3 separate regions of the Mus musculus genome follow, and regions 1 and 3 are each linked to region 2. The links are chromatin loops, found by intact Hi-C in ENCODE. Cell type or tissue: heart. All regions are shown on one strand.

Evidence for each region. A loop is a pair of places that touch in the nucleus more often than their neighbours do. Peaks named below come from ENCODE experiments on the same cell type or tissue, not always from the same donor. Only the 100,000 strongest peaks of a DNase experiment are listed, where the experiment ranks them.
Region 1: a loop joins it to region 2, with 2.6 times the contacts of the local background. A loop is called at or near these places in 11 of 42 quality-filtered maps.
Region 3: it touches region 2 in a loop (4-fold over the local background); 7 of 42 quality-filtered maps call a loop at or near these places.

The regions. Positions count from the first base shown.
Region 1 is chr2:11,327,907-11,335,906 of GRCm38, forward strand. No RefSeq gene overlaps it. Among named protein-coding and RNA genes, the nearest start is that of Gm13293, 7.6 kb to the right of the region's middle. In heart, a CTCF peak has its summit at 3,770 (motif pointing right); a DNase peak (open chromatin) is centred at 5,555; H3K27ac peaks cover 283 bases.
Region 2 is chr2:11,426,656-11,434,655 of GRCm38, forward strand. The region is part of intron 2 of Gm31990 (a long non-coding RNA gene); the gene reads right to left. Among named protein-coding and RNA genes, the nearest start is that of Gm31990, 17 kb to the right of the region's middle. In heart, no CTCF peak of the experiment used is centred here; a DNase peak (open chromatin) is centred at 3,156; H3K27ac peaks cover 3,652 bases.
Region 3 is chr2:11,361,407-11,369,406 of GRCm38, forward strand. All of the region lies in intron 1 of 8030442B05Rik (RIKEN cDNA 8030442B05 gene), which reads right to left. Among named protein-coding and RNA genes, the nearest start is that of Gm13291, 20 kb to the right of the region's middle. In heart, no CTCF peak of the experiment used is centred here; a DNase peak (open chromatin) is centred at 4,135.

The DNA.
Region 1 (8,000 bases), 99 kb before region 2:
TAAGATATGCAGAGTGAAACTTGGTCTCAAAACAAACAGACAAACCAAAAAGCCCATGCATGGTGTCCACTGTGCAGATTGATCCTTTCAGAGATGGAAAAGGTTGTTCTTAGTGGCCTGGTTTATCAGTAACATAAACTACTTTAGAACATATTTTAGAATTAAAAATATAATTTTAGTTAGGATGATGTTGGATATAGAAATGAAAAGCTATTTCTAATTTAAACAAGTTAATTCTAAGCCAAGGAGTTTTCTAAAACATTGAGGATTTTATGTTGTTGTTCTTGTTGTGCTTTTTTAAAAAGATGATTTGGCTTTAGTGTGGTTGAGTGTTTTGCCAGCATCTATGTGTACCGTATGTGCCTGATACCCTTGGGGTCAAGAAGAGAGCTCAGATCCATTGGTACTGAATGGATAGTTGTGAGCCTCCACGGGTGCTGGGAGTCAAACCCAGGACCTCTGGAAGAGCAGCCACTTAACCACTGAGCCATCTCCCCAGGTCTTACTGTACATTTTAAACCTACACAGGTTTCAGATGTCCTTTCACAAACTAACCTGTTTCAAAGGAATTTCTTGCCATTACTCTTTTGCTCCACTTTCAAAAATAAAAGCAAACATAATAGCTGCAAAGGCTAAGTATGCACTGCCAAGCCGCCCTCCGGGATGACAGCCCAGCGTCTGATGGCACGTTTGTGAAGTCTCTAGAATGAGGCTCCTCAGTCTTGAAGCTTCACAGACCTGCCTCATCTTCTGTTGACTCTGCTTCCTAACTGCAAGTGCGATGTAGCAGTCACCCCATACTAGGGCTTCCATACCTCCTTCTTAAAATGTGAGCCAAGATATGTCAGTTCCACCTTAAGCTGCTTTCTGTCGAGTATCGTATGCATGTGCGCTCCTCTTTCCTGACTATTGCTCTTATTTAATTCCATTAGAAGATTTTCACCTGTAATTATGTGTGGCAATCAAAAGGGTAGAAATCAATATTATAAAGGAATATTCTTTGAAAATAACCCAGATATGTCCAGTGCATCTTACTCCCACCACAGCGCCCAGACCACTCTGTGCTTACCTTCCAACTTCCTGGGAAATTTGTCAATGGGTTTATTCCTATTGGTAAAAGTAGACCTGAAAATTGTCTCTCAGTCATCAGAATCTATGGACACTTAAAAAAAAACTGGTCCACCCCCTGCCCTTCTTGGCTTTGTAGCCTGGTGTCTTTTGCTTTCTCTTAAATGCCCTTTTGTGTCACAGACCTGGCCACAGAGATTTAGCTGTTTACAGGGACCTCTGATTATAAATCCTCATCCTATGCATTCCTGTTGGCCTAGTGACTCTACTTATGAAAAACAGTAATTGTGTATGAGAAGTAAGTATGGCTGAGGCCAATAATTATTCATGCTTGTTTTTATTTAATGTGCGAGGATTCGGGGTGGCTATACAATCCAGATGTGTGAGCTTGCTTTGTAACCCAAGGTGATCTGAAAATGTCAATCTTCCTGCCCCAGCCTCCAGAGTGCTAAAATTACAGGTCCACACCACCAAGCCAACTCATCCCTCCTTTTCTTAATGAAATGAGAAATTATTGGTCCCCAGCTATGTTCCAAATATAGGGAAGAGAAAAGTCAATTGGCAGCATTAAGGCCCTTAGCTGTTTCCTCCCTAGTGGGAGAGATAAACACTTTCACTCACGTTTGTGAGTGAGGTATGCCTAGATTAGAACTGTCTGCAAGAGTGTGACAGACATGCTAGGTCCTCCGAGATACCATCACAGTACACAGAGTTGTTTCTGTGGTTATCAGTAATCTCATGTGATATCTAACAAGGTCAGCAGCAACCTGGAAACGAGCCAGACTCATGAACCAGAACAGCCAGGATAAAGCCCTGGACTCTGAGTTGGGCTGGACAGTTATCAGAGCATCAGATTAAAAGGAGCCACGTGGGCCTTTACGTGAGAACATTCAGAGCCCTTCCCTCTGCCTCTGGTTCTAAACAGGAGTCTACCTACACTGAGCCTGCCTTGGTTTTGACTAGGATGCTCCTGACAAATCCTTTCGGACTCTCTCTCCCCCCACCTCTGAGTGTAGACCATCTGTAGAGTGCTAGAAGTTGGATGTTGCGGCACAGATGGAAACAATCTCTCCAGTTGTGCGAGCAAGTGATGGGAGACACTGTCCAGTCTGTGAATACAAAGGGGGGAGGGGGGAGAAGAAAGGAGGGGGAGGGAGAGAGGGAGGAAGTAGTCAGAACTCAGTACGGAGACACTGCATTAAAAGCCACTGATTTCCTGGTTTGACATCTCGGGATCACAGTTTTGCCTTGTACCAAAGAGCCAGCAAGAGCAAGAGCATCTCCCGCTACTCTTCTGCAGAATTTTAAGTCTTCTTTGCTTCTTTCGATGCAGAAGAGAAGTCAGAACATCCTAGCTGAGGGAATATTGTCGCAAACTTTTATCTCCACATTCTCAGTCCTGCAGTCAGGGTTTCACACACATTAGGTGCAAGGGAAGTGTTGGGGATTTGATTTCTGCTTACATAGGAATTTGCACGTCCACTGCTGGTCCCTGCCAAGGTTGGTTTGTTGACTGGTCAATAAAGAGCCAGCAGACAATGGCTAGGCAGGGGGATAGAGGCGGGACTCTGAGGATTCCCAGAGAGGAACACAGGACAGAGAGAAGGAGAATCCCCAGGGCAGAAGGAAGGAAGAGGGTACAAACATGAGAGCCTTGAGAGCCACGGAAGACAGAGAAGCAGCCATGTAAGAACCACGGGAAAGCAGTCCCGGGCCACTCCCCATTTGGATCTGGGGTAGCAGAGATGCAGGATAGATTTTAGAAAGTAATAACTCAAGAATATCTGAAGTGAGTGTGTTAGCCACAGGGAGGTTCAGGAGTGGCCCAGCCATTGGGCTACTTAAGGCATATTTAAAATATCGCAGCGTGTTTGTTGTCTTTCATTCGTGAATACAGAGCACTCTGGCTGGTCCAGGGGAGCCTCGAGTACCCACCTGGGAGCATGGAGCGGTTTTAATACGAACTGCTACAAGAAGGAAGGAAGAGAAGCAGAAGAGGGGAAGAGGGAGGGAGGGAGGGAGGGAGGGAGGGAGGGAGGGAGGGAGGGAGGGAGGGAAATATATATATATTTCTCTTCTGTATATATACACTGACTGGGTTCATCACTTGAGTCAATGCTAAGATAGACCTGAGAAGAGCATCCCAAGGAAGGAAGGGTTGTTGTGGCTCACAGTTCCAAGGATGCAGTCCACAGTGGGAAAGGACAGCAGCTGTGTGGGGCAGCGGGTCACACATTCTGCATTCAGGAAGCAGAGTGGTGCCTGAGGCTGCTCAGCTCTATTTCTCCTCTGTTCAGTCAGAGACTCCAACCCAGACCATTCAGGGTGGGTTCTACTTCAATTAATATAATCTAGATAGTACTTTACAGACAAACCCAGGTATCTGTTTCCAGAATGATCCTAAATCCCATCAGGTTGAAAATAAAGATTAGCCTTCACACACACACACACACACACACACACACACACACACACGATACACATCACACTACCCACCATACACATCTCACACATACACACATATACCATACACATCACACACACCACACCATACATATCACACACATGCACACACACCATACACATTACACCATATACACCACACACATACCATATACATCACACATACCACACATATACACATACATGCACACACACCATACACATCACACACACTCACGCACATAACTTGAGGCTAGATCACCACTAGAGGGCAGCAGAGGAACGTGACAGAAGATGCTACTGCCGTCGAAAACGTTTTGTGAACCAAAATGAACTGGATTCTCCTGCTTCCTTCCTTCCTTCACCGTGAGCATCCTTCAAGGGAAGCTTGAGGGCAATCTACAAGAGTAATCCCAGCACTCAGGAGGCAGAGGCAGGCGGATTTCTGAGTTCGAGGCCAGCCTGGTTTACAAAGTGAGTTCCAGGACAGCCAGGACTATACAGAGAAACCCTGTCTCAAAAAAAAAAAAGAGAGAGAGAGTAATAGAAAGATGTCTAGCCAAAGGATGGTACGATGCAAGGACAAAATGTCACAATAGAGCCCATTATTACTGTGTACAATTAATAAATACTAGTGAATGGGGTGTATTGTAGGAAATAAAGGGGAAAACCTGCTTGTCATAAAGTGATTCAGAGCCCTGACAGCGAGCCTCTCAGGTCATGTGATCAAGGACTCTCAGTAGACAGGTCTTTGTGGAGCTCTTTGCCCTCCTGAGCTCAGTCTCTTCATCAATGAAAGGATCGTATTGATTGTATTCACTGGGTAAACACTCAGGTCACACAAACAGACCAGTGCAAACCTCCCTGAAACCAGCAAAGAACACTACAGATGACAGTGCAAATACTGTTGCTGACAGAGAGTTTGGGGTCATGGTCTGCTCAGTTCTCTTACAATTCCCCAGGAAGAGCCACAGATAGTAGGTTCTAGAAAGGAGAGAGCTGATGAGCAATGCTTTCAGCACCTAAGAAGATGTTCGCCAACCAGGAGATAGTTGTTGCTGAGTTTCTTAAATGCTCCCGTGCAGAAGACCCATAAACTTACCAACTGAAGTGAGCTTCACTCTTGTCATTTACCAAGTGAGGAGTGGCATTGTCCATGGGTATCTGAGACATGGTCAGTCTCCTGATATGGTACTCACCCTCCCATGTTGTAATGCAAGCTGTCTACTCTCCTATGTCACTTCCTCTTCCTGACACTTGCAAGAGAAGGGGTGGGGGCTGGCTGTTATTTTTCACTACCAGTAATTCCTCTGCAGCCACCTGCTGTGTCGCAAGGTTTCTAGAATCAACCAACACACCATGACGTCTTCCCCCTAAGATCAGGGAGTGAAGAAGACAGAGAGTAGACTGTAGCTAACTGCGTAGGGCACTAAAAGGGGGTCATGTTGTAAATTAAGGAAAGCCAGGGCAGAAGGATTTGGGTGTTTTGGTGAGAAAATTTAGGAAGAGAGTTATGAGGGACATCTCCATGTGGTCACTAACTCAGCTCAGATCTAATGCAGCGATCCAACCCCGGTTCCTTCTGCTGGCCTAATAACTTCAACGCTGCTTTTTCTCTCCAGTCTCATGTGCACCTCACGAGATGTGCGCTCAAATTTGTTTCCACATACTAGCGGCAGAAAAAAGAACACAAAACTCTAGCACTTACTTCTCCCTCCATCTCTACTCGGTATGGTCCCCTCTGTGTCAGACATTTTTCACAGTGACAATTTGATTGGACCTAGAGTTTTTAAGTTCAGATGCAGGTACCCTAAATTCAGTTGCCTCCGTGGCTGGAATGACCACATCCCCGCTCTACCTAGAACACTCTTTGCTCATGAGTTTGGGGAAGTAACCAAACCAGCCCACCAGACCATGCTAAACAAACAACCCAAGGGAAGGGCCAGGCTTCCTGGAAGGCTAAAGGGCTTGCACTGATGCCCGCCTTTAATCGCGTTTGAGCCATTTAAACCACATGATGGCAAGCTTCCGCTGCCCCTCCCCTACAGCCCAGCCTCCCGCTTTTTCTCTTGCTGTGCTTCCTCATCTCATGACGCTGGCAAACCTTCAGGCTGCTTATTCAACCTGTCGCAAGACACTCTCTGTGCCAAAGAAAAAGAAAGAGAATGAAGGGGCCCTGTGCTGGCTCCAGGGCACTGGCTGCCAGGCTAGCCCAGGATGATGCAGCCCAAGGCCCCATCAATAGCTGGAGGCAAGCAACACAAACGAGCCTTCTGATTCAAAGTCTGCACCTAAGGAAAAAAAAAAAAAGAAGGAGCTAATTCTTAATGTCATGATCCTGTGCATCCATAGCCGAAGCCCATAGCCACTCACGTTCATACGATTACTCAAACAGATATTTGTTGAGGGCCTACTATGTGTAAGACACTACGCAAACAATCCTTTACTTGTATGGACCATGTAGAATACATAATGACTCTTATGACTCAGCAAGAAAATAACAAAAGCCCGAGCTAAAAATGGAGGAATTGAATAGATTTTTTTTTCTCTAAAATCTGGACAAATAGCTAGTAACAATACGAAAAGATGTTCAATATCATTAGCTGCTACACTGTGAATAATACTATTGTAAAAATTGTGCAATGTGTCTTTTAAAAAATAGTCTGGCAATTAAAGATTTTTTTAAAAAAAAACTGTACACTCACCCTCTTCCTGCTGCCTTCAGATCACGATGTAGAACTCTCAGCTCCTTCTCCAGGACCATGCCTGCCTGCTGACATGCTTCCCACAATGACAATGGACCAAACCTCTGAATCGTAAGCCAGCCCTCAATTAAATATTTTCCTTTATAAGAAAAAAATAAATAAACTTACCACATGAGCTAACCATTACTCTTACAGTTGTGTACTCAAGAGAAACGAAGACACGTGCACATAAGAAGGCCTGTACAAAGCTTCTTTGAAACTTCATTCAGTGTAGCCAAAAAGGAGCAACATCAGAGGCGATCAACCGACAGGCAGAAGGGGTGTGCCCATATAATAGAATACTACTCAACAGTTAAAAGGAACAAAGTGGCTAATACGAGGTGCAATAGTAGTAAGTCTCAGAAACACTAACCTACATAGGCGAAGAAGGCACAAAAGAGTACACAGAATAGAATCCCATTTACATAGAAAGTCCAATACAAGCAAATCTAATGAGACAAGAAATAGGTTATCGATTTCAAGCTCAGAGCATAAGGAAAACTGAGTGCTAACGGGCACAAACCCTTTGTGAGGGGTGATCAGAATGTCCTGAAGTCAGCTTGTGGTGATAACTACACAACTCTGATAATATGTAGAACAATAAAGTGTGGACTTTAAAATGGCTGTTTTGTGAGATTTATATCTCAATAAAACTTGTTTATAAAACCATATCACCTCCTTGCTGAAAGGTTCCTGCAGCCTCCAGAACAATGCCGCCTGTTGCTGCTGCTGTTCGTTACCCATCAAGATAGAAAGTAAGTCATGACTGCTGAGCCATGTGCTTTAGTTTTAGGACTTGGTGAGATGAGGCTAGGACTAAGCAGAAAGGTTTCCTTCCTATTGGCTGGCCTTACTCTGCTGTGAACCCCATATACTCCAATACATGTACAGTCATGGAATGACTATCATGGAATCATCTACTTCTTTTGGCTGGATTTAAGGCTCTCAGGATGTTTTAATATCTACTGAGCTTCCTTTTGAGCTAGGAGTTCTTAGCATGTAAGGATCACATTGTATCTTATTGGTTAAAAAGAAAAAAAGAAAGGAAAACCACTAGAGAGTTCTGTTATGCCTTTTGTGACAGCCTAAAACTGTGGGATGCAGGTATGTTCTGAAGACAAGGATAGCATAATGCATTGAGAGATAGTCTCCTCGAGGTGAATAATAGCAAAATCTAGAGTAGCTGTCCTAACACATAGAAGATCTTCAAGAAATATTCACGGAAACAATTAGAATCAGTGGACAGCATTCAACAACAAAATCACAACTGGTCAAAATATTCACATCTATATCACATGTACCAGTAGCATCCCAAGTCTTAGGGACCATCATGGAAGAAAAGATCAAAAGATTATAGGAGCCAGAGCCTGGGGAAGACAAGAGCTGACCAGTGTATTATGGACAAAACAGGACAGCTACACTCATGAGTTCATAGCTACTGTGGTTGTCTCCACATAACCAAGCCAGTCAACATTCTGATACAGAGCTGGGGGGAGGGGTGCTCAAGAACTACCACCCTTAGCTCAGGAGACACTGATGGTCGGAGAATTCTCAGGGAGATGATTCATTTAGGAAGAAAGAAAGAAAGAAAGAAAGAAAGAAAGAAAGAAAGAAAGAAAGAAAGAAGGAAGGAAGGAAGGAAGGAAGGAAGGAAGGAAGGAAGGAAGGAAGGAAGGAAGGAAGGAAGGAAGGAAGGGAGAAGGAAATAAGGGAAGGAAAGAGAGAGGGGAAGAAAGGAAGATAGGA
Region 2 (8,000 bases):
AAAGAAAAAAGAAAAAAGAAAAGGAGAGAGAAAGTGAAAAAGAAATGGTAGCTGTTCACATAGACATGAATACAAAATCCAAATACACATAAATATAGGCTTTATAGTGGTGTATATACCTTCATTTAAAAGGGGAAAGTACTTAAGGATAAAATCAACAGGGGCTAGGGAGATGACTCAGTGCTTGCTGAGCACAAAAAGATCTGAGTTCCCATCCCAACATCCACATCAAAACCTGCTGTGGTAGCTTTGCACTTCTGTAACCCCAGCTGTGGAGGTGCATCCTGCCTCAAGAATTCAGACGGAGAACAACTGAGGAAGACTCACGATGTCAACGTCAGGCATAGCACCGTGCTCACCCACACATACGTGTGTGTGCCCACACATGGGCAACACCACACAAAATCAAAATAAGTACATACTAAAAAATTAAGAATAAAAAAGTTATCAGTTACCCTATTGTTACCATCTTGATATGATGTATACAGATTAGTGATCCACTAATAGCAATAGTAACAGAAATTAATTATCGATGGCTAACGCCAGACTGCATTGAGACTTCACATGCTAACTCCTTTAATTCACACCCCGGCCCTGGAACGGGAGTTTTGCTACTCACTTTCCTTTGACTGGTGAGGAACTTTCCAGAACATGCCTGTCTTGGTTCTCCCAGATAAAGTCAGGTCTTGGGTTCAAATCTGTCCAATTTATGAAACTGATTTTAGCCCTGGCATTTTACCATGCCCTGCAATGGTGTCTTGCATCCACTTACTCAAACCTCTCCTCCATAGCTTTGTGAAAACTCTAGGCTAAGCACTTAGAGGTCAGAAATGCTCTCTGCCCTCAGCAAGCCTTTGGTCTGCAGGTCAATAGCGGCATTATCTTTTAAATTGCCAGGTAGATAACAATTTTATTCATAATTAGCTTCAAACTGGAGTCCACCCAAATGTCCCTCGGAGTGAAGAGATTAAAATAAACTGGCATATGTTAGGGGATACCTCCTACCCACCAGCTTAAAAAACAACAACAAATACACGCAGCAACTTGGATGAATCTCAGAAGGAAACCTACTCTTGCTCTGTTCTCCTATGGTGCCATACCGTGTAGTATGAAACATTGTAGCGCTATGGAGCAAGTGGCGGCTGCCAGGAGCTGGGGAGAGAGGAGGCACAGCCTCTGGGAGGATTGATGAGTGAGTCTAACAGGGATATGGAAACTCTGGGCTTTGATCTGAGAGTTGCTGGGAAAATCTCTCCATGGTAAAGCTGCATAGAACTACGCATGGGTACACCAGAACACATAGAGAGTACATATAAAACAAGGTCAGTCTCCTAGTTGCAGGGGATCTTTGCTTTCCTCTGGCCTGTGGATACTACATATATGTAGGGAGATGGGGGGGGGGAGCAGGGAGAAAGAGAGAGACAGAGAAAGACAGAGAGAGAGGAAGGGGGAAGGGGGAGAGAGAGACAGAGAGAGACAGAAAGACAGAGAATGAATAATAAACAACCTGGGGGCTAGAGCGATGGCTGAGTGGTTAAGAGCACTGACTCTTCTTCCAGAGGACTCTGGTTCAAATCCCAGCCCCCACATGATAGCTCACAACTGTCTGTAATGCAGAATCTGACCCCCTCACACAGATATACATGCAGGCAGAACACCAATGTACATTTGAGAAGTAGAAAATAAACAACCTAAAGTTATACTTTAAATTAATAATAATTATGCTGGTAGTCTTATCTATAAGAGGCTATTTAGCCCTGCCAATCTGCAGGTTCTCAGCTAAGGCTGCTGCTCTGAAAGAGCCAAGCTTTCATCAGCAGAAGTCAAGTGAGATGCTCATAGGTGATGTGTGCACTTAACTGTTACTGTCCTACTAGACTCTCAAATATCCGTGCCTACACATGAAATGTTTCCCCAGTGCAATCTGGGGCCTACATACATGTGAGGCTGTGTGATCTTCTACATCACCATCCTGGGGGGTTAGGTGTTTGTTTTGGTCTTGATTGGGGGTGGGGCGGTGTTGATAGTTAGACTAGCAGCTCACTTATGCTAAGCACTCATGTTTAGTACTCATTGCCTTAAACTTTTTGTAGACCTTGTAAACTTTTTGTGTCCTTGAGCTCCAGCCAAGATTAAAGGCACACACCACCACACCTTGCCAGCCCTTGGTTTTTGGGACAAATCTCATTACCTTATCTCAGACTGCCTTGGAACTTGGCATTGTCGCCCTTGCTGGCCTCAAAAGCTCAATCCACTCACCCCTGCCTCTGCAGTGCTGGGTTAGAGGCGGACACCATTATGACCAGATTGAGATTGTCAACCATTTGTCCATTTGTCGCTTAAAGTGTAGCACTTTTATTAAATATACCTTTTCTAAGTTATGCCTTAGCTATACTTCCAACCCATGCATGCAAATAAATAGCAACCCCTCCCCTCCCCGTGCTAGTCATTCATTTGCTGTGTTTGTTTGTTTGTTTGTTTGTGGCCTTTTGCAGCCCTGGCTGGCTTGGAACTTGTTAGGTGGAACAAGCTGGCCTTGATTGAACTCACAGAGATCTGCCTACCTCTGTCTCCCAAGTGCTGCGATTATAAATTTGCACCCCACTGTTGCCATTTGTGGGGTTATTTAAATAACATGCCACTCACAATCCTGATCAAAAGGCCAACACTTCTAAAAGCAAAGGTAACCCTTGGCCAGAGACGTTCTCTAAGTGATCAAACATTTCTCTATTTCTGGTCCTGTTCTTTCTCACTGGGCAACTGTCACTGGGTACTTCTCTGGGTTGAGAAATTGAAGTTTCATTTCTTCAAAGGACAGGATTCTCCCATGTACATACAAAAAATATTTCCCTGTATGCTGATATAATCCCTCCATTCAAAGCACAGGATCCAAACTAAAGCTTCCTTCCCATTCCTCCCTATCCATAGGCACTCTAAGAGACCACATGAGGAACTGGGGGGAGGGGGGAGGGGGAGGTTGCTGTGTGGCTGCTGCATTCAAAGATGAGCTCATGGGAACACTCCCAGAGACCAGCACTTGGGTGACCCTGTGCGAGCAGAGCCCAGCTGATCTGAGTCACTGACTGGGTGATCCATCACAAGGCATAGGATGGGGTTCCTGTGAGGGATCAGCAGCAACTTCCTGTCTGTAGTCAATCCAGGAAGGCTTGGCTGAGTCATGCAGCTGGCTGAATCAACTGCTTCTCACTGCCCGCCCTCTCACTCCTCCTTCTCTGAGTCACAGGCAAGCTCTGCAGAGAATTCAGGAGCGGCAGGACCAAGGTCTTGTTGCTGTAACAACAGAGAACGCAGAGGAGAGGGTGGTGACAGCAAGACGCAGTTCTAGCTAGCAGAAGGCCCCTAAAGCCCCAGATGAAAGGTTAGAAGGCCCTAGGCAAAACAAGACAAACAAACAAGTGAAAACAAACAAACAAACAAAAATGGCACCAGCCTCTCAGAGGAACCCAGAAAGACTAATGACCAGTCTCAAAAGTCTCTTAGATATCATGCAGTTTAGAATGAGATAGAATTCTGTTTGCTTTCACGAACCTATGGCCTGTGCTTATGTGCTTGTAATTATGAACATAGGCAGCATTCATTAGCCCCAGGTGTGCCTGTCACTTACAAGACCCTAACATGCTCAGGTGTCGCTATGTTGGGGTCACTTGCCCTCTGCTTTGCTCTGAAGTTATGGTTATTGTTAAATCTTGCTGCATCCTCTTGTTTAATGCATTACTAAAGTAGCACCACCTGCCTACCAGCAAATGTCTGTGTATGTTTGGGATCATCCTTTTCAACAGATGTCCTTCCCTTCTTAATCTTGCATATAATCCATTATCCTTTATACATCTCTCCTTTTTCTTTTGTATGTGTATGTTTATGCATGCATGTATACATGCAAGCTCTTGTGTGTATATGCATGTGTGTGTGTGTGAGAGAGAGAGAGAGAGAGAGAGAGAGAGAGAGAGAGAGAGAAAGAGAGAGAGAGAGAACCACTACTCCCAGCTTTTAAAAATACGGGCTCTAGGGCTCAACCTCAGGCTTTCAAGCTTTCATTGCAAGCACACTCTGGCTTAGCTCTCTCCCTACTCCTATGTTATTTATTTAAGTCCAAGGTCAGATGTTTGCAGCACCGCTTCCTTTTCCAACTGTGAGGAAGGATCTAGTCCCGGCTTCTGATCCTGGCTGGTAGATCCTGGTCTCCTGTTTGTGTCTCTTCACATTATCACAAGTTTCTTGGTTGTCTTTGTTTGTTTTAATGATTTGTTTCTAATTTCTCTCTGTAGGGAGGGTCAGCAGAAAACATAGCTCTCTGCTTTTACCATATGAGTTTTGGAGACCAAACTCAGGATTTAGGCTTGGGGGCAAGTAAGTACTTATATCTGCTAAAAATATTTGTTTCTTTATTCTTTTGTATGCTTTGTATGTGCATGCACATATGTGTATCTGGGTGCACACACATGTATAACTCGAAAGTTAAAAGAGGGTACAGAGTGCCCTGTTCTAGCTCTCTCTGCCTTATTCCATTACACTCTGTCTTTCATTTAACCAGGAAGTAGACTGGTGGCCAACAAGCTCCAGCCGTTCTTCCATCTCCTCTTCACCCCCTTGCTGGGTTACACACATATTCCCTGCATCTATGTTTTCATTTCATGTTGTTTTAAAGACACAGCCACATAGGGTTAAGGCTCAACTTAATGACTACAATTTGCATACCTTTACAAAGATCCCCATCGCCAAATAAGGTCACCTTTGGGTTTGATCCCAAAGTGCCACCCACAGGCTCATCTTTCAAACCTTTGTTCTCCAGTGGGCTGCAGGGTATTGCAAAGCCATGCAACCTTCATTGGGTGGGAACTGACTGGTGGATGTAGGTCCCACTGTAATTCCAACCTAGCTCCCCTTCTGTTTGCCCTTCTGCTGCCATGTGAACAACCCTCTACTCCCTGCTCTCACCACCAGAGATGGAGCCTGTGTGTCTTGCCTTCTGCCATGATGGACTGAAATCCCTCCGGAAGTGTGAGACAAAATGAGCTTTGCCCTATTGTTCCTGTTAGGTACTGTAGTCACAATGGCATGTAATGGCATACAGCCCATGTGGTGTATGCTTTACATCCTAGCACTCAGAAGGCAGAGGCAGCTGAATCTCTGTGAGTTTGAGCCCTGCCAGGTCTACAGAGCAAGTTCCAGAGTAGCCAGGGCTACATAGATAAATCCTATCTCAGGGGGGTGGGGGGGGGGGGGAGTTATACAATAACTTTTCCAAGTTCTAGCAGCTTGAATTCCAATGCATCTTTTATGAGAGGAAACAATTCATCCTGTAATGTACTCTAATCTGTTCTCCATCATCTCCTCACAGACAGCCTCAAGCTGGAGGAGGATGATAGAACGGCCTGTATCCTGCAGGGCTCAGGATTGGAAGTGCTTTATAAACAGAAAACGGCCTCAGACTTGTCAATTATGTGGTGGCAGGAATGCTTTAGAGAGCAGAGAATGGGTCCCCATGCACAGACATTCCCAGAAGCCTATAAGGCTAGGTCAGATGGGAACACAGACTTTTTACCACAGGAAACCAGGCCTTGGCCTCAGGAAAGGATCAGGGAAAAACTTCTGGTCCCCGTTTTAAATATTAGCTCTGTTGGCAGCTGCTCAGTCTGCCTTCTTAGTGCGTGCGTGCGTGCGTGCGTGCGTGCGTGCGTGCGTGCATGTGTGTGTGTGTGTGTGTATGTGTTGGGATAGTGCATGCGCGTGTGCTAAGTGCACTTGCGTGTGTGTGTTTGTGAATATGCCTGTGGAGACCAGAGAACAATCTTAGTCGTCTGTAGTGGTCTGAGAAAGAGTGGCCTCCTTAGGCTCATGTATATGATTTGGACAAGTAGCACTACTTGAGGAGGACTAGATGTGACCTTTGTGAAGGATGTGTGTCACTGGATGGTGAGCTTTGGGGTTTCAAAAGCCCAAGCAGGCCCAGTCTCTCTCTCTCTCTCTCTCTCTCTCTCTCTCTCTCTCTCTCTCTCTCTCTCTCTCCCGCCCCCCCCCCCCCTGCCGCCTGCAGATCCAGATGTAGACCTCTCAGCTACTTCTCCAGCACCATGTCTGCCTGCATGCCTCCACATTTCCTGCCATGGTGATAATGAACTAAACCTCTGAACTGTCAATAAGCCCAAAGTAAACGTCTCTTCTATAAGAGCTGTTGATTGTGGTGTCTCTTCACAGCAACATAACACTGACTAAGACAATGTCAGTCCTCAGGAAATTTCCATCTTGTTTCTTGACACAGGCTGTCTTGGTGGTCTGGAGCTCATCTGTTAGGCAAGGCTGGCTGGCCTGAGAGCCTCGGGGACCTTCCTGTCACGACCTCCCAGCACTGGGATTACAAGTGTGTGTCGCCTTTGTAAGTGGGCTCTGGAGACGAATCTCAGTTTCTTAGGTTCTGCTGCAAGCACTTTACCAACTGAGGGAACTTCCTAGCCCTCATTATTACAGCCATTATAGTCATCTATACTTTACATATAAGTTGGCAGGAACAGGGACATCATAAACCTAACAGTGGTCACATGCGCGTGTGCGCACGCGAGCACACACACACACACCCACACACACCCACACACACCCACCCACACACACACACACACACACACACACACACACGAAGCCTGCATTCTTTTCTTTCCTTACTCCATTGAAGATCTATGAATGCATTAAGAAGATGAACACATTTTCTTATTCTGTATTTTACGGAGATTCTGTCTGATCAAACTTGACCTCAGGCTTAGTCTCCAGATCTGAAATTCCATCTTCTCCACATGACCTGCTGCTCACTAAAGAACTGATATGAAATCTTTCCACACAGCCAGAGGCATGCACAAGCTACGGAACAAGTCAGGCGGAAAGGAACCCAAGCAGAGAGCTCTGCAGTCCAAGCAGACCTATGTCCAGACAGGCTGGGAGCCACACATCTGATGTGTTCTTTGGGGCAGAATTAACCTCGGTATTCCAATATAATGGTGAGCTGGTCATAATGACAGCTTCCACCAGAGAGCCAAAGTAAGGGAGAGGAGAAAGGCATTTCTACAGATCTCAAAGCGACTCAAAGAACACTTATCTCAGCACCTGCCTCTACTGACCAGTCACCAAACCAGGGCTCTTCATGGTACACTGACCTCTGGGATTCATAGCTTCACATCTGTCTTCTAGGCTGGATCACAACCTATATGAGGCCAGGGGCTCTTGTCTATGCTGTATGTTCAGTTCTACAGAGTCCTACCTGTTACAGAGACGAGTAGATAAACCCTACATAAAAATAAATAAATTCCTGCCCCCCACTTCTTCCACACCCACCTCTGTGATAGTTTCCTTTTATAATCCCTTCCTCTCCCTTAAACGTTCCACAATGCACTTGAACTTAACTTTAAGTATATACATGCATGTCTCAAGTGTGGGAGCAGAGAACACACACAGGCCTTCTAGACAGCCATAGGCCACACCGATGAGCCACACCCACTCCTCACTCACTAGAGAAGGCCCTGGGGCTATTTGGAGCGACCTTTATTGAATATTTTTTTTAATTAAAGGTTTTCTATTCAGTGACTTATTTAGTGTGAACAATAACCTCATTGAGATAGTCTGGGCATAGGGAGCTGAACATCTTGTTCAAGGTCACACAGTTAGAGGGGACTGAACCAGAAGTCCACTCAATGATATCTCAATGAAATATTGTGTTCAAACAGCTCATTGTCCTACCTGCTTGGAAAAGGCTTTGAAAGAGATCTTGGCTCCCCCGTCCTTCCTCAAGCACAGCAACCACACTATTCACCCACCCTGCTATTCAGCAGCCACATCTGACGTCTGACTTCTCACCTCTTGGCTTCCACTGCTCCCAGAACGCTGCCTTCAGAGTCTTTCAGTGGCCAAAGGAACACAAGCTCTGCTGACTACAGATCACCCGAAGCACCAGGAAATAAATGCACATGCATACTTTTCCAGCCCTCCACCTCACC
Region 3 (8,000 bases), 65 kb before region 2:
GGCAACTGGAGCTTTTGACTTTTCCCATACTTCCAAAACCTAGAGAGTACACTTTCCCCCTTCAAAAAGCATTTTTAATGCTACAATTACAATGGAAATTTCCACCTTCAGTAGAAGAGCTGCAACCAGAGATGCCACCATCTACAAGCATGGCAGCCGTTCTTTGACACATACCATCTCCTGGACATGTCACAACTTTCATCGCCCTCCTCCCCCAATAACCCACACCCCATTTCATCTGATTAGCCTATGATGGTTTATAGGCCTCATTTTGAGCCATTTTAAAAAATGAATTCTTGTATACATTCAAAATAAAAACACTTCCCCCCTCTTGTTAATGTGTCAGCTTGAACACGACCCCCCAAACCATGAACCTAGAAAGATACCAAGGCAAGGGCGGTCCCAGCTCTCAGCCAGTGTGTCTGTTGCAGAGAGATGGCAGGGATAGCTTAGAAAACATCAGCAGCCATTCTGGGAGGAAGAGCACAGGGTCTGAGAGATGTGTTCCTCCCCATCTCTGAAGGGGCAACCTAAATAAGAGCTCCCTAGGACACCCACCTGTCTTTGTTCAGGCTCCTGATTAGTCAAATCAAGAGTGGCCTTCTGACCACAACTGTGAATTGGAGGATTATTCCCCCAAGTTCCTGAGATAGTATTAACCATTTGTCTTTAGCACTGGTGCAGCAAAAGCCTAAAATGATTTTAAACACCCAAGTCAGAATTTCCTCAGAAACTTCAGGGTCTGAAAGTGCCCAGCGGGTGTGTGCCAGACTCCAAAGCAAAGTAAGTTATTGGTGAGTGCCGCAGGCCACCTGCTCAGGACAACCAACCGGCCCATCACAGCAGAAGGAAGTGACTGGTTTATACGCTGTTACCTTAATGATTAGCAACCGAAGGACACTTTGTCGCGCCCAGATTCTATAGGGGTGAGAGGGCAGGGCTGAGAGGTGGAGTGAGTGGGAGGTCAGGGGTGGGAGGTGGAGTGGATATCAGGCAGGATGCTTCCTTACAGAACACACAAGGCTAGCATATTCACACCCATCAACTGCAGTCCTTTCTTGAGCTGTTTCCTGATATTTTAGCAAAGTATTGCATGAGGTAAAGAAGTACAGCACAAAGAAATGTGAGCCTGAGACAATTAAGCTGAATGGTTTATGGAAGTTTATGGTTATAATGGTTTATTTTACCACAAAAAATAATTTGGGATTTTTAAAAATTCTTTATTCTGTTCCGTGTGTGTGTGTGTGTGTGTGTGTGTGTGTGTGTGTGTGTGTGTGTGCTGCATACAGAGATCATGCCTCATAGAACAGCATTCAGGACCCAGATCTCTCCTCCCTCCTTGTTGAAGCCATCTGCCTCATTTCTGCCATGCTGTGTGTACCAGGCTTGCTGGCCTGGAACCTTGCCAAATAGGCTAAACTATTCAATGGCCAGCAAGCTTCCAGGGCCAGCAAGCCTGTCTCTACCTTCCACCTCACTGTTTCTAGGATTGTAAGTGTCTGGCTTTTTATATGGGTTCTAGGGCTCTGGACGCAGGTCCCTCATATTTACTATATATTTTATTTACCTACTAAGTCATCTCCCCACCCACTTGAGACTTTTCTATTCTTGTTCTGTTATATTGAAGCTGAACTGGAAAATAAAGCCATTATGGCAATCATTTATGAAGAAAATCAATGGAGGATTTTAATCAATGAAACTCTACCCAGAATGCCTTTTATACGTGCCAGCAGGATTGCTCAGTAGAGGAAGACTTGCTGCCAAGCCTGACAGTCTATCTACAGTCCCCCATACTGACACGGTAGGAGAGAGCTGAACCCTGTAGTTGTTCTCTGACCTCCACACCTGCACTGTGGCATAAGCACATGCTCACACCAACGGTAACTAAACGTAATTACAAGTGTTTAAAGGCCTGGCACCAAAATTCAAGCATGGATGCCCTTGCTATGTTAGGTGAGAGTGCTGTGCTGTGTTGGCTTCAGTCTTTCATCTCCTTTACTAACCGCCTCTTTGATTATTCAACCAATCACAGCAGTTAAGGGAGCCTGCACAGATTCCATTCCACCTGGATGGGCCTTAATGGGTACGTAAGTTTCCACCCAGAAGATGTAGAAAGCAATAACCTGGGTGGAGGAACATGGTGCAACAGAGTCACAGAAGCATGAACGGACATGATGTGTTCGGAATTGGTAGGCTATCAACTGGGACAAGGAAACAGGGCGGGTAGGGCACCCGAGGAAGAAATGTCAGACACACTGGTCCCCCATTCCTCCCGGCCTTGAAAATCATTCTAAGACAGTTGGACCAACCCTTCAGTGTCACCAACCACAAACGTTTTCCTTGGGTTGATGTTTTCATGCAAACCCAAGGTTAAGTACAGCCCTGAACTGAAGGAAGAGAGGACCAGTCCCAGGTGGTTTCAACAAGAGTCTGTGCTAAGAGGTGACAACATTCTGACAAATAGTGACTTAAAAAGTAAGTAAATAAATACATAAACAAAATAAATGGAAATGTGAAAAAAAAAGATATAACAGGCATTTTGCAAGTAAAATTGACAGTTGTAAACACAAGGTTTTGTTTGCTTTGAGGAACAGGAAACTCCGGGAGCCTTCACCTAGGCATGTGTCATTTTTAACAGGGACAAATGACGATCAGCTGGCTGTTACATATAGTGTACAGACTGTTACCTTAAGCAGAAAGTGAAAGCAGGACTTAGTGGGAAAATCCCAGACCCTTCTAGTTCTAAGTAAACTGAAAACAGGCAGGAGAACTACGGAAAGCCTGGACTCTCCCAGGATTCAAGGCATGGCCAGACAGAATTGGGACATTGTCTCTGTCATTGTTGTTTTAGCACATTCTCATGCCAATAGAATAGACCGTGTAACCAAAAACTAGAACTCAAAAATCCTTTTCTAATGGGACTAGACACTTTGTACCTATGCCAGCTGCCCTTGCACCTACCAAGACTATTAAATTGAAGTCAGTTAAACTGCACTGGTGAAAGGGGCCAAGATAAGCTTTAATTCTTCCAATTAAAGAAAAATCCTCTGAGATGTTTCCAGCAAAATTCAAGCTTTAAGCTCTGTCAACAGTCCTTAATTCAACACAATCTAAAGAGGTTTACCTACAGGTTATACCTTTCATATCTGTGTAGCTTGACATCAGAGGTGCCCACTATCATTTGGAAACTATGATCTTGTGGGTGGGCCTTGTCTGTGTTGTGCTTAGACCGTAGCAAGAAAAACTGATACATAAGTAATTATGAATGTTCTAGTTTCATTTCTGTTGTTGTGATCATCTAACCTGGGGGGTGGGGTGGGAGGTGGAAGGCCACTTTAAAAAGAAAAAGGTTTATTTCAACTTACAATTCCGGGTTGTGGGAAAGTCAAAGCTAGAACTTCAAATCGCTAGTCATATCACATCCATAGTCACGAGAAGGGAGAAATGAAGACACACTTATTTATTTGTTTGTTTGTGCTCATCTTAAAAGTGGAGACACTTTTAAGCAGTTCATGGCCTAGGTAATGGTGCTGCCCATAGTGGGCTTAATCTCCCTACATCAATTAATTTAAATGACAATCTCTCACAGATGTGCCCACTGGCCAGCTCTATGTAGAGAGCTCACTGAGACTTTCTTTCCCTGTGATTCTAGGTTGTGTCAAACTGAAATTGAAAAGTAACATCCTAAGTAAAAATAAATGTCCCGTGGTGGAAAGAGGTCACAAGTTGCTAAAATGTAACCATTGATGCTTATGAAAGTATTCTCCCACACTTCAGGTTCTCTGTGTCCTTTTTTAATTCATTTCTTTTCTTTTTTTTTTTTTTTTTTTTTTTGATTCTTCTGCCAGGCCCTACCCAATATTGATTGCCTACTGTAGCCTTTGTTAGGCCTTCTGAGACCCTTCTGTTCATTTCTCCCAGGCTGAGGCTGGCTGTCCCTGAGGTCTCAGATGTATACGAAAGATAGATCTGCTTAAGCCTACTCAGGAAGACAGAGCCAATCTGAGTAAAACCCAGCTTAGCTTATATCGGAACTGATCCTTTTGATCGTGGGTGTTGACTTCCCATGAGTGGCTAGGAGGAACATTCCATGGGAAAACCCAACAACAGACAGAATGTCAGCAACACCGGGTCTCTCTCGTGCATCTGGATTTTGGTTTACTGGAGAGTGTTGACCTATTTGCCTGGAGGCAATTCCATCTGGTGTCCTCTGTACTATGATGTCATGGGTTTTCCTGAAAACTCCCTCTGGAAATATCACATTTCAAATCTCATGAGAGGATCCAGGAACTAAAATAAGAGCAACTCCAGTAAGTTCTGGTTCAGAATAAACAGTCTTCTAAAATCTGGCTTCAACCCTGAGTTCAAGATAAATGTAAATATAATTTTTGCCTGAGACCAGGCCCTCAGACCTTCTGACTCTGATGTTCTGTAATCTACATTCACTGGAAACAATAAAAGTAAATGTATTATTTATTTTATTCATTGCTGTGGCAGAATACCTAATAAACACTTCCAGAAAGGAAGGATGTATCATAGCTCGTAGCTTGAGGGTTCAATCCATCATGGTCGGGATAGCATGGGGCCTGGAACTCTAGACAGCTTGCCACAGAGCCCACAGTCAGGAAACAGAGAGATGACTATGTTTGCTCAGCCCCCTGTCTCTGTCTGATTCTCCTGGGACCCCAAATGTAATACAGCCTGCATCAGCATGAGTCTTCTCTCTTCAGTTAAACCTTTCTGGAAACTCTCTCACACACAAGTGCTCGCACACACACACACACACACATACTCACACCTAAAGGTGTTTCTATGATGATTCCAGGCCCAATCAAGTTGACAATGAAGATTAATCAACACAATGAATTAAGAAAAGAATAACTTGTATTAACATCTTTACAGACAATACCTACCTTAATCCTTACTACAACCCGATGAGGGGGTTAGTTGTAACCTCATTTTAGAGATAGAGAATGTAAGACTAAGAGAAGCGAAGTCCCTCGGTGACAGTCACTCTGCTTGCAGAGACATATCTGGAATTAAAACTCAGCTCAAGCGCTGGGCGTGGTGGCGCACGCCTTTAATCCCAGCCCTTGGGAGGCAGAGGCAGGCGGATTTCTGAGTTCGAGGCCAGCCTGGTCTACAAAGTGAGATCCAGTCCAGCCAGGGCTATACAGAGAAACCCTGTCCCGAAAGCAAAAAAACAAACAAACAAAACTCAGCTCAACGTGAAGCAAAAGACCTCAGTACCGGCAAGTGCCTCTGCTGTTGCTGAAATAAAACACTGTAACTAAAAGCAATGGGGAAGGGTTCGGTTGGCTTTCTTACACTGCGCAGGCTAGCTTCATGTCAACTTGACACAAGCTAAAATCATCTGAAGGGAGCCTCAGCTGAGAAAATGACTCCATAAGATAGGGTTGTGGGCAAGCCTGTAGTGCAGTTTCTTAATTAGTGATTGATCGGAGGGAGCCCAGCTCATTGTGGGTGGGGCTACCCCTGGGCAGGTGGTCCTGGGTTCTAAAAGCAAGCACAGGCTGAGCAAGTCGCATGGACTGAGACAGTAAGCAACACACCTTCTCCATGGCCTTTGCATCAACTCCCTCCTCTGGGCTCCTGCTATGACTTTTGTAAGCAAGATAAACCCTTTCCTTGAGCCGGGTGGTAGTGCTGTGTGCCTTTAATCCCAGCAGTTTGTAGACAGAGGCAGGCAGATCTCTATGAGTTCGAGGCCAACCTGGTCTATGGAGCAAGTTTGAGGACAGCCAGGGCTACACAAAAAAATCCTGTCTCAAAAAAACAACAACAAAAATAAATAAATAAGTAAATAAATAAATAAATATTTTGAAAGAAAAATAAAAACCAAAAGCCTTTTCCTCCCCAATTTGCTTTTGGTCATGGTGTTTACCAACAACAAATTTAACACTAACTGCCACACACATCCAGGTCACAAGCCATCACTGAAGGAAGTTGGGGCAGGACCTCAAGCAGGAAGCTTGAAGGCAGAAAGCATGAAGGAAGGCTGATTAATCGCTTGCTATCTCTGCTTCTGCTCAGCTAGCTTTATTATGTAACTCAGGGCCTAGTGCCTAGGCATGATACCATCTACAGTGTGCTGGCCCCTCCTACATTAACTAACAATCAAGAAAATGTCCCCCACAGACACATGTTCCCCAGCCAATCTGATGGAAGCAGTTCCTAACTGAGGCTCCCTCCTTGCAGATGTGTTATGTTGACAGTAAATAAACCAAGCAAGTAGTAAGTCCTCTCCATCCTTTAGAGGCAGGACGTTTCCCACACCCCCACTCTTCTCTATGTGGCTCAGTCTTATCAACCAATAAATTCAGGAACATTTATGTGCACTTGTTCATATGTGTGCATACATGTGCTAGTGTGTGCACATGGAAGCCAGACATGAGGAATGGGTAGGTGTCTTCTTTGATCAGTCTTCACCTTTTTTTTTTTTTTTTTTTTTTGAGACAAGGTCTCTTATTGAACCCGGAGATCACTAATTGGGCTGACTGGTCTGGTCAGTAAATCCTAGGGCTCCTGTATCTCTGCCTCCCTAGCCCTGATGACAGAAATGTCTGGCTTTTTTATGTGGACGCTGGGGATTGAACTTACATTCTCACGCTTGCATGACAAACTCTTGGCTGACTGAGCCCAGTCCCATTTCCAGGTTTAATGATCACATGCTTCCAATGTTATTATCTTCCCTCAAGACTAAGGATGAAGGTGGAACAGAGGGGAACGAAGAGAAGAAGAGGGTAGAAGGCATGCATATGTTTGCTCCTGGGTTTTGTTTCCCCAATCCACCTGACACAGACCCTTAAGAGACAAGCCTTGGCTTTGCCTGCTCATACTACTGTTTTCCAGGAAATAGAAGTCGGCTGACCACATTTTACTGTGTTTGCTTGTTTATAGATCTCTTCAGTATAAGCTCAACGACTGAAATGGTGTCTTATGCGTCTGTAGGTCTCCTATACTCAAAACATTGTCTAGAATAAAGGAATGAGTGAGTGAGCAAATGGATGAGAGTGAATGAATGAATGAGTGAGTGAGGAATGGATGGATGAGTGAGTGAATGAATGGATGAGTGAATGAATGAATGAATGAGTGAATGGATGGATGAGTGAGTGAATGAATGAATGAACAAGTGAATGAATGAATGCACATTTACAGTGCTAACAACAACCTTACAAAACAGTTCCTTCTTAGCTCCATTTTTTTCCTGTTTGTTTCATTGAGTCTTCTAAACAGGTCTCAAATAACGTAAGCTGGCCTCAAACTCACTATATAGCTGTGGATGATCTTCAACTCCTATTCTCCTGCCTCAGTTTCTCCAGGGATGTTATGACTGGCATGCACCATCTCATGTCTGACTTCTTAGCTATTTGGCTGATGAGCAAACCCAGGCTTAAGAAATCAGTCAATGGCTTGCCCATAGTCACACTGGTTGTTCACACGATCTGGAAGTTTCCGATCTAGATTGCCTCCCCAAATTCAACATGACTTTTCAAAGTCGCTCAAGAGAGATTTTCTGAATTGTGCTTTTTATTCCCCATATGAACTTTGCTGTGTCTTGCTATCTGAAGATGATGACTTGCTCAGTCAGAGAAGTATCATAATTTATGTCAGTTCTCAAAGCTGACCCCTGAAAGACATGGAATTAAAGACTGGGATTTTTTTTTTAAGTTAAACTATGTTTTACACTATAAGAGAGAAGGCATAGAAATCTGTGGTTTAAAAGTGGTGTGTGTGTATATATAAAGTTAATAAGAGATGAGAACACTGGTTAGTTTTTTTTTATTGTCAATTTTACTTAGCCTTGAGTCACCTGGGAAGAAACATGCTCAGTGAGGAATTACTGAGCTCAGGTTGGCCTGTAGGAATGTCTCTGGGGTTTTGTCTTGCTTATTAATTAGTGTAGAAATACCCAGCCCACTGTGATTAGCACCATGACCCTAGGCAGCTCCTTGTAACAGTGAAGGAAGCTAGCTGGT